Regions from separate parts of the Mus musculus genome. Here region 2 is linked to region 1. Evidence: chromatin contacts called from ENCODE POLR2A ChIA-PET data. All regions are on one chromosome and are shown on one strand. The core of a region is the stretch at or near the end of the contact, and the rest is flanking DNA. Distances in the headings are between cores, read along the strand shown. Region 1 holds the start of Icosl (icos ligand). Region 2 holds the start of Pfkl (phosphofructokinase, liver, B-type).

Evidence for each region. ChIA-PET counts read pairs that join two places held with the same protein, here RNA polymerase II (POLR2A).
Region 2: POLR2A ChIA-PET joins it to region 1 with 19 read pairs in embryonic stem cell. The contact joins the promoter of Pfkl here to the promoter of Icosl in region 1. POLR2A ChIA-PET finds 5 or more read pairs at or near these places in 4 of 5 experiments (Patski and embryonic stem cell).

What each region holds. Positions count from the first base shown.
Region 1 is chr10:78,065,023-78,070,995 of GRCm38, reverse strand. Icosl (icos ligand) reads right to left here and starts at 1,628. Exons shown (of 7, transcript NM_015790.3): 1 at 1,461-1,628. The coding sequence starts at 1,471. Gm51775 (a long non-coding RNA gene) reads left to right here and starts at 521. Exons shown (of 3, transcript XR_003948913.1): 1 at 521-536; 2 at 3,055-3,121; 3 at 3,323-5,036.
Region 2 is chr10:78,007,365-78,012,792 of GRCm38, reverse strand. It overlaps Pfkl (phosphofructokinase, liver, B-type), which reads left to right and starts at 2,986. Exons shown (of 22, transcript NM_008826.5): 1 at 2,986-3,194. The coding sequence starts at 3,110.

The DNA.
Region 1 (5,973 bases), core at 379-2,878:
TCCCTGCTTTGAGGTCTGTGCCCCCTCCCTGTGACCTAACCTTCTGTAGAGAAATGGTTACAAGCTGCATTTGAAGGAGATAGAGACACCTGATGGCCCCAAAGGAGACAGGTGAGAACCAGGACTGTCTGAAACCAAACTTGGTGGAATGCCATGTTCCAGGCCCTTGGTGATACACAAAAGACGGTGTCCTATGTATCTCAGCCTAGCTGCCTCCTTTTAGAGGTCTGGTTGGTGGTGGGAGTGAGGGGGGGGGGGGGAGAAGGGTGGTGGGAAGAAGGGCACTTCACCCTACTCTAAAGCAGTCTTGGATACTTTAGCCAGAGTTTGCCTAGTCTCCCAAGGCCGTCTGTTCTATGGAGACTCTCTATAGGGGCTAAGACCCTGCAGCAGGTCACAGACACTTCACAGTTGCCCACACACCTTTTATAAAACCTCACTCTCAGCCAGGCAGTGGTGGCGCACGCCTTTAATCCCAGCACTTGGGAGGCAGAGGCAGGCAGATTTCTGAGTTTGAGGCCAGCCTGGTCTACAGAGTAAGTTCCAGGACAGCCAGGGCTACACAGAGAAACCCTGTCTCAAAAAAACACCAACCAACCAACCAACCAACCAACCAACCAACCAACCAACCAAAAATTCTCCCTCTCTTTCAACAGCAGCCCTGAAATTCTCAGAAGATTGTCTCAAAAGAAACCCTTGGGAAGCCACAGGGAGGGATGGATGGACACACACACACACGCACACACGGGGGGGGGGGGGTGTCCCCAGGAATGATTAGTGGGCAAACCACAAACTCAAGCCAGCCACTGGCCAGCAGGCACTCGGTAGCCTGCAAGGTCTCCCCTTTTCTATCCCTGGAGACTCTGTGGTTAGGACACTTGTGGACTGAGGACCTCAGCAAGTAGCCAGTGGAGATGGAGTGTCTACGGTACAAGTGCCTGAGGGAAATATTTGCAAAACGCCGGAGCGCAAAACTGTCTCTCTCTCACACACACACACACACCCCTCCTACACACCTCCCACTTCCCCTGCCCAGTCTGGATCTGTGAGGGAAGTCAAGTGTACAAGGAGGTGTCCTGTCCCCATGCACTGGGTATCAGCTGGCCTTTGAGGTAACACACATCCTCCCTTCTGGGAAATCAACAGGGAGAAGGGCGGCGGCGGCTAAGCCAGTGCCCATGGCTGCTATGAGTTTTCACCTTCAGTACCGGCTCTTGCCCTTCCTCCGCCTACAGCCGCCCACGCGCCGGGGTCTGGTCCGCGGGTGCAGCGGGTTAGCCCTGCGCCGCCCCCTGCCGTCCAAGCCGGCAGGTCCAGGTGTGGCCGCTAGCCGTCCGGAACTGGGCACATCTGCGCCGGTACAGAGCCGCTGCGCTAGCGTCGGGCAATCTCAGTCCTAGTTCGGGTGGGTCCCCGGCTCCCCCACCCCACTCACGGGACACAACAGCGAACGGACTCACTTTAGCTGCATGGTGCGAGCGCAGACTGCGGGGTGCTGGATTTCGGACGCGGAGAGTTGCAGCGGCTGGGGTTCCGGAGCTGTTGGGGGCCACGAAGAACTGGGGAGCTTCCAGGCTTGGGGCGCTGAAATCTGGGGTTCTTGAGGCTTTGGCGGCAGGAGACCCGCTGTAACTGCGCTCGCTAGCGCTGCGCGCCTGGCTAATTGGGCACAGGCGGGATCCCGCCCTCGGCCCATCCCTCCGGCCACCTCCGAGCGGGGGTTGGAGGCGGGGAGCTCCGCCTCCGCTCTCCCGCTCCCGAAAGTAACCCAATCGGCTGCTGAGCAGGGTCGGAGACTTGGGCATGAGTTACAGGTGCCAGGGTGTGGGGTGGTTTGTGGATCCCGGCGAGGGCAAAAGGAGGGCCGGCTCCGGTGCGGCCGAAAGTCTGGGCACTGAGGCTTAGGGTGAGGGTGGGAAGACAGGAAACTCAGCCGCTGCACCCCCCACCCCCCCCCCCCCCAACGCTGCCCAGAACATTCCCGGCCTGGTCCCTGCGTCCCTCTTTTAGAGCCCGATGTTGGGCCCTGTCTTGTAGAAGATGAACCAAGGTTCAAAGCCCGGACCTGGGGCTGACCAAAGACCGTAGATGATCAGAAAACCTAACGACTAGGAATTAAAAAGTGAAAGCCAGGCGAGTGGGAGGAGAGAGGGGCCAGCAGGAGGGAGAAAGGGAGGAGAAGACGGGCTCCACTCTTGTCCAGATCTCCCATCACCCAACTTCGAAGGCTTGGTGAGGGATAAAGTTGTGGAACACAGAATGAAGTGTCCATTTTCTCCTCCAAAGCCAGCCAGACTTGGCAATCCTGTTCCCAGCCTCGTGCTCTCTGGCACTCACTCTGGGAGAGCCTTAACGGTTCATAAGCGTTGAGCCTGTGTCTAAGCTCAGGACTCTCTTCTCACCCCATTCCCTGCTCTCCCTCAACCCCCACGCCCCCTCCCCGCCCCACCTGCCAGTGAATTGAGAATGCGGGAGGCCAGGGAGAGGCAGGCAGGTGGATCTCTTGAGTCTGAGGCTAGCCTGGTCTACAGAGTGAGTTCTAGGACAGTCAGGGCTACACAGAGAAACCCTGTCTCGAAAAAGAAAAGGAAGAGAAGGTGGAGGAGGAGGCGGGGAGGAGGAGGAGGAAAGAAGAGAAGAGAAGAGAAGAGAAGAGAAGAGAAGAGAAGAGAAGAAGAAAAGAAAAAAGAAAAAAGGAAAAGAAAAGAAAAGAAAAGAAAAGAAAAGAAAAGAAAAGAAAAGAAAAGAAAAGAAAAGAAAAAGAAGCCGAGCAGTGGTGGCGCATGCCTTTAATCCCAACACTTGGGAGGCAGAGGCAGGTGGATTTCTGAGTTCGAGGCCAGCCTGGTCTACAGAGTGAGTTCCAGGACAGCCAGGGCTACACAGAGAAACCCTGTCTTGAAAAAAAAAGAAAGGGAGGGAGGGAGGGAGGGGGAGAGAGAGAGAGAGAGAGGAGAGAGAGAGAGAGGAGAGAGAGAGAGAGAGAGAGAGAGAGAGAGAGAGAGAGAGAGAGAGAGAAACTAAAAATCTCTGGCTCTTGGCTATCAACATCAGGGAGCAGGCCAGGACAAGCACAAAAGAACAGAAGAGACAAGCAGAGGTGGGGACCAGTGCGGCCGAGGTAAGCAGCCTGAGGGTGGGGGTGGGGGTTGGCCCTCCTGCAGGGAGGGGGGCTACCTTCTTCGTGTGCTAGGAAAAAACAGAAGTTATCAGAACTTGACCCCTGGGCTCTGGCAGACATAATCCAGGAGTCAACCCGGAGTCTTGGTAAGTACATCGCACATCGGGAGTGGTGGCCTCACTTGCTCTTCTCCCCCACTAGGTTGGCAGCACTGAGGACTCAGCAGAAGCCCGTGTTGGGGAGTCACCTTGGCATCAATTGGCAGATGGAGCCGATAGGGTACCACCACATCCTATGTTCCAACTCTCCTGGCCACAGGCTCCCCAGCTCTGGTCCACTCCACTCCAGCTGTACAACCCCCAGCACTAATCTCGAGGCTTCTCTGATTGGATAGGCCTGACTTGGCATCAACATCTGGGCCTATCACTGATGCCCAGGGGCCAGAACAGCGCCCCCATTGGCTGACACTTATGCCACTCCTTGCCTTGTGTCCTGATCCTCACTCAGCAGTTCTTCCAGGCAGGCAGTAGAGAGCAAAGGTTGAAGGGGCTTTTATGGCTGACCTGGACTATGCTATGGCTGGCAAAGCGGCAGGGACAGGAGCTCTGCAAAAATTAGTGCCCTGCACTTCCCCACAACATCTGGAATCCCAGAAAGCCAAATGCTGCTAAACAAAGGGACCTTAGCATAGTAAGGAAGTGATTTATATCTTGGCTAGAAATGGACACTAGGCAGAGTTGGGCAGGTGCAGGGAAGGAGCCCCTGGGAGCCTGCAGGAGACCGTGGCAAATACATGGCTGGGCTCAAATCCCACCTTTGCTTCTTGGAAACTATGCACCACCAAGTAAGTTACCCAACACTGATGGAAGAATGGTTCTCAACCTGTAAGCCGCAACCCCTTTGGGATTGAATAATTTGTTTACAGGGGTCACCCAAGACCATCAAAAAACATAGATGTTTATATCACAAGACATAACAGTAACATAACTTCAGCTATGAAGTAGTAACAAAAATAACTTTATGGATGAAAGTCACCACAACTTGAGGAACTGTATTAAAAGATCGCAGTGGTTCAGAGGTTGAGAACCATTGCTGTAAGATACTAAGATTCCTCATGAGTTAATGCACACCCTGAACTGCACAGATCACATTGCTGTAAGATACTAAGTATTCCTCATGAGTTAATGCACACCCTGAACTGCACAGATCACATTGCTGTAAGATACTAAGATTCCTCATGAGTTAATGCACACCCTGAACTGCACAGATCACATTGCTGTAAGATACTAAGTATTCCTCATGAGTTAATGCACACCCTGAACTGCACAGATCACATTGCTGTAAGATACTAAGTGTTCCTCATGAGTTAATGCACACCCTGAACTGCACAGATCACATTGCTGTAAGATACTAAGTGTTCCTCATGAGTTAATGCACACCCTGAACTGCACAGATCACATTGCTGTAAGATACTAAGTGTTCCTCATGAGTTAATGCACACCCTGAACTGCACAGATCACATTGCTGTAAGATACTAAGTATTCCTCATGAGTTAATGCACACCCTGAACTGCACAGATCACATTGCTGTAAGATACTAAGTGTTCCTCATGAGTTAATGCACACCCTGAACTGCACAGATCACATTGCTGTAAGATACTAAGTGTTCCTCATGAGTTAATGCACACCCTGAACTGCACAGATCACATTGCTGTAAGATACTAAGATTCCTCATGAGTTAATGCACACCCTGAACTGCACAGATCACATTGCTGTAAGATACTAAGATTCCTCATGAGTTAATGCACACCCTGAACTGCACAGATCACAACAGATACAGACTTGTGCTTTGGTTTGATTTTGAGACAGGATCTGTTGTGTTTTATAAAAAGAACAAAAGAGAGGGCTGGAGAGATGGCTCAGAGGTTAAGAACACTGACTGCTCTTCCGAAGGTCCTGAGTTCAAATCCCAGCAACCACATGGTGGTTCACAACCATCTGTACTTATTTATAATAATAAATAAATAAATCCTTGTGCCAGAGCTCTCAGGGACTGAGAGAGCGAGCAGAGGTCCTAAATTCCCCAGCAACCACGTGAAGGCTCACAACCATCTGTATAGCTACAGTGTACTAATATACATAAAATAAATAAATAAATCTCAAAGAAGAAAGAAAGAAAGAAAGAAAGAAAGAAAGAAAGAAAGAAAGAAAGAAAGAGAAAAGAAAAAACCAGGATATGTTTGGTAGAGGCCCAGTATGCTGAGGTGGAAGGGGGTGCCTCTGTGCATCCATGCTGAGACACCCCTTCCCTGAGGTACCAGCCATGCAATGGATATAGTATGGAATAGAGTTTATTCAGGGCATGGGGAGGGAAGTTGGGGGAGTAAAGACAGAGAAAGGAAGAGAGAGAGAGAGAGAGAGAGAGGAAAAGGAGGGGGAGGGGAGAGGAGAGGAGAGGAGAGGAGAGGAGAGGAGAGGAGAGGAGAGGAGAGGAGAGGAGAGGAGAGGAGAGGAGAGGAGAGAAGAGAAGAGAAGAGAAGAGAAGAGAAGAGAAGAGAAGAGAAGAGAAGAGAAGAGAAGAGAAGAGAAGGAAGAGTGGACAGCCAGGAACAGGTGGAGAGATGGGGGAGGGGAATGGGGAAAGAAGGGACAAAGAGTGTAAGAGAGAGGAGGGGGCAAGCAGCCCCTTTTATAGTGAATCAGGCATGCCTTCCTGTTGCCAGGTAACTGTGGGGTGGAGCCTAGAAGGAATGCTAACAGGATCACTCCTGGCTGGCCTCTGGTTATCAATCCTCCCACCTCTGCCTCCCCAGTGCTGGGATCACAGGCATACACCACCATGCCCTGCTTGCG
Region 2 (5,428 bases), core at 1,737-4,236, 60 kb after region 1:
GGCTACCGGTTTTACTGAGTCGTGAGTCCGAGAGACACACAGCATATTTTGGCCCTGATTGGGCAGCAAGGGCTCCTGCTTCAGAGGGCAGAGCCTGACAGCAGGGTCGCCACTAGCATGGATAACCTGGGAATAGCCGGCAGTGTAGACCTACTTCAGATAGTGAACCCATGTTTATGTTTTGAGGACCCATCAGGCAGTTTGCTTTCTCTCCTCAGTGCCTAAGTGCTCCAAGCAGACCATTCTGGTCAGCACTTGCCATCTGTAGATGGATAGTGACCTATGGTTCTTCTAATGAGTGAGGTGGAATCACATTGTATTTTTAAGAATATAAATGAGCCAGGCGTGGTGGCACACGCCTTTAATCCCAGCACTCAGGAGGCAGAGGCAGGCTGATTTCTGAGTTCGAGGCCAGCCTGGTGTCTACAAAGTGAGCTCCAGGACAGCCAGGGCTATACGGAGAAACCCTGTCTCGAAAAAACCAAAAACAAAAATAAGACTATAAATGGGAGCCAGGAGTGGTGATACATGCCTTTGCAGAGACGGGGGATTTCTGTGAGTTCATAGGCAGCCTGGTAAACACATTGAGTTCCAGGCCAGCCAAGGCTACATGGAGACTCTGTCTCAGGAACAAACAGGGCTAGGGAGATAGATGGCTCAATAGTTAAGAGCACTGACTGCTCTTCCAGAGGTCCTGAGTTCAATTCCTAGCAACCACATGGTGGCTCACAACCATCTGTAATGAGATCTGATGCCCTCTTCTTGTGTGTCTGAAGACAGCTACAGTATGCTCATATAAATTAAATAAGTTTTTTTTTTTAAAAAGAACAAACAAACAGAATCCAGAAGGGCACACATGTATATACACATAGGTGCTAAGATGACAGGAAAATGATGATCAAAAATGTTGGTGCAGCGGCTACTTGTGAGGGCTCTATAGCCAGTATATAGCTTTTATGCTCCTTTTTTGATGTTTCTAGTCCATTGTAAGCCACATTAGACATTAGTATTTTCTTTTCTTTTCTTTTCTTTTCTTTTTTTTTTTTTTTTTTTTTTTTTTTTTTTTTGGTTTTTTGAGACAGTGTTTCTCTGTATAGCCCTTGCTGTCCTGGAACTCATTTTGTAGACCAGGCTGGCCTTGAACTCAGAAATCCGTCTGCCTCTGCCTCCTGAGTGCTGGGATTAAAAGCGTGTGCCACCATGCCCAGCTAGTATTTTCTATAAACTACTTTGAAACTTGAGTTTACAGCAAGTTTTTCTCTCCTAACCTTTTTTTTTTAAAAAAAGATTTACTTATTTATTATATGTCAGTACACTGTAGCTGTCCTCAGACACACCAGAAGAGGGCATCAGATCTCATTACGGGTGGTTGTGAGCCACTATGTGGTTGCTGGGATTTGAACTTCGGACCTTCGGAAGAGCAGTCGGGTGCTCTTACCCACTGAGCCATCTCATCAGCCCTCTTATAACCTTTTATGCAGGAGTTATAACCCCCCTACAATCCAGTAAAACATTTTTTCTTTTTTTTCTTTAGGTTTATTTATTATGTATACTGTGTGTATGGCCTGCCTGTATGTATGCCTACAGACCCGAAGAGGGCACCAGATCCCATTACAGATGATTGTGAGCTACCATGTGGTTGTCAGGACTAGAACTCAGGACTTCTGGAAAAGCAGCCAGTGCTCTTAACCTCTGAGCCATATCTCCAGCCAAAACACCTCCCCACTCCCCACCAACAAAAGCCCTGTTATGTTCTTAGAATTTGAGTTAAACGGACCGCCCCTTCCTTCTTTCCTTTATTCCTTTTATCCCTGTTCTTGGTTTCTTTGTATAGCCTTGGCTGTCCTGAAATTTGCTCTATCGACCAAACTGACCTTCAAAGATCTGCCTGTCTCTGCTTCCTGAATGCTGGGATTAAAAGCGTGTGTCACCACTGCCAGACAATAAAAATAGCTCTTAAAGAATTTAGCAAAACCAGGCAAAAATCAACAAACTGTCAGGGTCAGATGGGGTACCCTCATCTCTGCAGGACAGCCCTACCATGGCAGCCCAGATCCAGCGCTCTGGACTGTGGGTAGCTTTCCTTGAGAGTCCTGGATCTGACCATTGCTCCACCAGCTTCGAATCCCTCTAACCAATCCTGAGGGGCTGGTTCCCCACTTTGTGCTCAGGCAAAGGCCACTCGCCTGAACCAGGAGCTGTGAGAGTTGAGAGAAGCGGCAGGTTTAGCAAATCACCCTGAAGTAAAAATGCTACGCTAAGTGTTTCTCTTTCCAAATCCCCAACTACATTCAGCAGTCGCGATGGGACGAATCGTGGCTATCGTCTCAGATACAACTGCAGCTTTCCTATGTTTTCTTTTGCTCTCTTTCTCCCTTTCTCCCTTTCTTTCTTTCTCTTTTTCTTTCTCTCTTTCTTTCTTTCTTTCTTTCTTTCTCTCTCTCTTTCCTTCTTTCTTTCTTTCTTTCTTTCTTTCTTTCTTTCTTTCTTTCTTTCTTTCTTTCTCCTTTTTTTGTTTGTTTGGCTTTTTTCCTTTTCCTTTTTTTTTTTAACTTCGGCTCGAAGGAGACTGTTGCAAGCCTAAATCAACTCAAGGAGCGGCTTAGGAATTCTCACCCAAGCCACACCTGCATCCCCGGATGCTGGCCAAGTGGGATTTAAAATGCCCGTGAGACTTGGCTACAGGTTTCCTTTAACAGCGCCTGGACAGATGTAAAATCAGCTTGCTGTAGCATGAACTCCACTTGCCCAGAAACTTCAGTCAGGCTCAGGTTGTGAACTTCATTTGGTGAGGACGTTGATCCTAGCTGCTGGGTACCTGGGGAGTTCGGTGGCGGGCCTGGGGAACCAGGGTTCCGGAACCGCTGCGCAGACATTTGTAGACTGGCGTGCGCTCCGCCTTTCTTAGCGCAGCTACCTTCTCCAGCAGCCACTAGAGGGGCGACCAGGTCCCCGAGCCTGTCAGTCAAACGTTATACTGGGGGCGGAGCCGGGGCGGGGCGGGACAAACCGGGTACACAGGCAGGCGCACGGGGCGGGGACAGGCGACAGCGGCGCGGAACGCAGAGCGGCGGGAGAGGAGCTTGGGCTCCTGGTCTCCGCTGCCGCCATGGCTACCGTGGACCTGGAGAAACTGCGGATGTCGGGGGCTGGCAAGGCCATTGGAGTGCTGACCAGCGGCGGTGATGCGCAAGGTGATGGGACGCGGGGGCGTGTTTAGGGATGGATCTGGGGTTTCTGCCTGTCCTCGGAACCCTTCGGGCTTGTCCACTGCCCCTCGCCTAGGGATCTGGGGTGTACTTGGCCAGCCAATCTCCTGTGGAGCACCGTGGCTTCAGGTCCCTGTCCCCAAGCTCCGCCCCGGGTAGCTGGCGTACGTGCTGCAGGCCACGGGCCTTGGCACGCCCCGCCCTCGCGCTGCCTAGGTCCGCCCGGTTTGGGGGTGTGTCCGCGCAGCACGCAGACTTAGGGCACCGGGCTATTCCTTTCTAGGCCACACGTGTCAGGACCTCTAAGAGAAGCACAGCCGGCCAAGTTTCACAGGCCGGAATTTGAAAGGATCAGGGACCCTGTACCCTCCCCCGTGCAGCCTGTGATTCCTACCTTCTCTGTACTGGGATGGGGTGAGACTGAGGCAGGCTTGCCCACACGCCTTTGCCTGGGCTGCTTCCTGTCCCTTGGATGGAGACTTAAGTGGAGAACAGAGGGCGTGGAGCGGGGGTATTTTTTTACCGGTGTAACAGGGCAAGCACCACAGGGCTAATAGTTGAGGGTGCACAGCCTCTTCTCGGCCTGGTAAGGCTAGGGAAAAGTCTGGGCTTGGGAGGATCTGCCCTCTTCTCAGCCCCTCTCTTGGTGGCCTGGTTCCAGGCTGACTGCTGATGTGCGAAGTCTGTGGCTCTAGTTGGGTCCGGCTGAAAAGAAATACTACCCAGTTGGGGGCTGAGGAAGACACGTGGAGCTTCAAGGGGCTTGGCTTCCCTGAGCACTGCAGTTGAGCTTCGCCATTTCCTTCCAAACATTTCAGGAAATACAGACACACATGCTCCTAAGCGGGGTTCCTGACTGCCCAGCCCTTACCTAAGAGATCGGTAGGAACAACACAGGATAGATACATCTTACAAGCATGATTGCAAGTCCAGGAAGGCAGGAAAAAATGTCACTCTGACTCCCATAATGCTGGAAATCTCAAATCTCTGTTGGGTCCCCTGGGCCTGGTCTAGGCTGGCAGTCAGCATACCCTTTTTCAGGGCTGTTTCAGCTTGTACATCCCAGTGCTGTCACTGAGACTGGGCCGGGGACCTGTGGAAGAATCACCCATGGTAGTGGACCACAAGAGAGGCCCTGACTAGGCCCACATCACCCATTAGATAGGCATTTCAGTGAGGCCAGCAGAGTCCTGAGTCCCATTTGTAGGGCTCCTGCCTCTGGCAGGCATAGATAGGCTATCCACCTCAGGCTCCTGTCTGAGCAAGGGAGGCCCCAGTGTCTGAGGGATGGTAATATTGAGTGGTCTCTGCGCGAGGACTTCTGCTGCCTTCTGTGAGAGGCAGCTGCCAGGCCAGGGCCACCAGGGTGACAGACATTTGTTTTGGAGGCTGGTGGAGGAACCAGAGACAGGAGGCCCTTCCTGGTCAGGAGAGGGTAGGCAAAACCTGCTTACATTTCCATTCTGGCTTCAGGGCAAGATCTCTACAGGTTTTCCCAGAGTCCTCTTTGGGTAGGGTCAGTATCAGTGGGCAAGGGGCAGCAGCTGGTATGGGACAGAGTGGAGCCTTCTGTTGCCTGAATTCTGGAAGCGCCTGTGGGTGTGTTCCCCAGGCCCTGCTTTCTTCTGTGCCCAGTCAGCTGCTGGGCTCCTCATGCCTTCTGTGTGCTCACGGAGCCCCATCTGCATGCAGTGAACATGTGAACACCAGTCCTCATTTGAGAAGGCAACACGGGCCTAGATCCCAGTCCTGGCCTGGCTGGAGGTAACCAGCTCCTTGGCCTAACCTGTGCGCTGCCTCTGGCCTATGAAAAGGTTTCTTTTTTCCTTTGAGCCAGGCAGGAAGACCCATCCTTTTCAGACCCAAGTCTCTCCCTTCCTGTTGGCCAAGAGTCATGTTAGGGAACTGAGGAGGGCTGCTGTTCACCAAAGTCTGTTTGACTGGAGGACTTTGTTTAAAAAGAACCACAGGTAGAAAAAAAAAAAAAAGCAAAACAAAAAAACCAATTAACCAAACAACTGCAACAAACCAGCCTGGCTAATCTCAGTCACATCGAAGCCTGGTCCACTCTGGCTGTTCCTTCCCGTCTCTTCCCAGTACCTAAATTGCTCTGTGGTTCTGTCTTCCCTGAGGTCAGGGGAGACCCTGATTTCCTGTTTGTGTAGCGAGCTGCCTGCGCTGAGGGGGGGGGGGGGGCGGTTCTGGGATTGGACACAGAC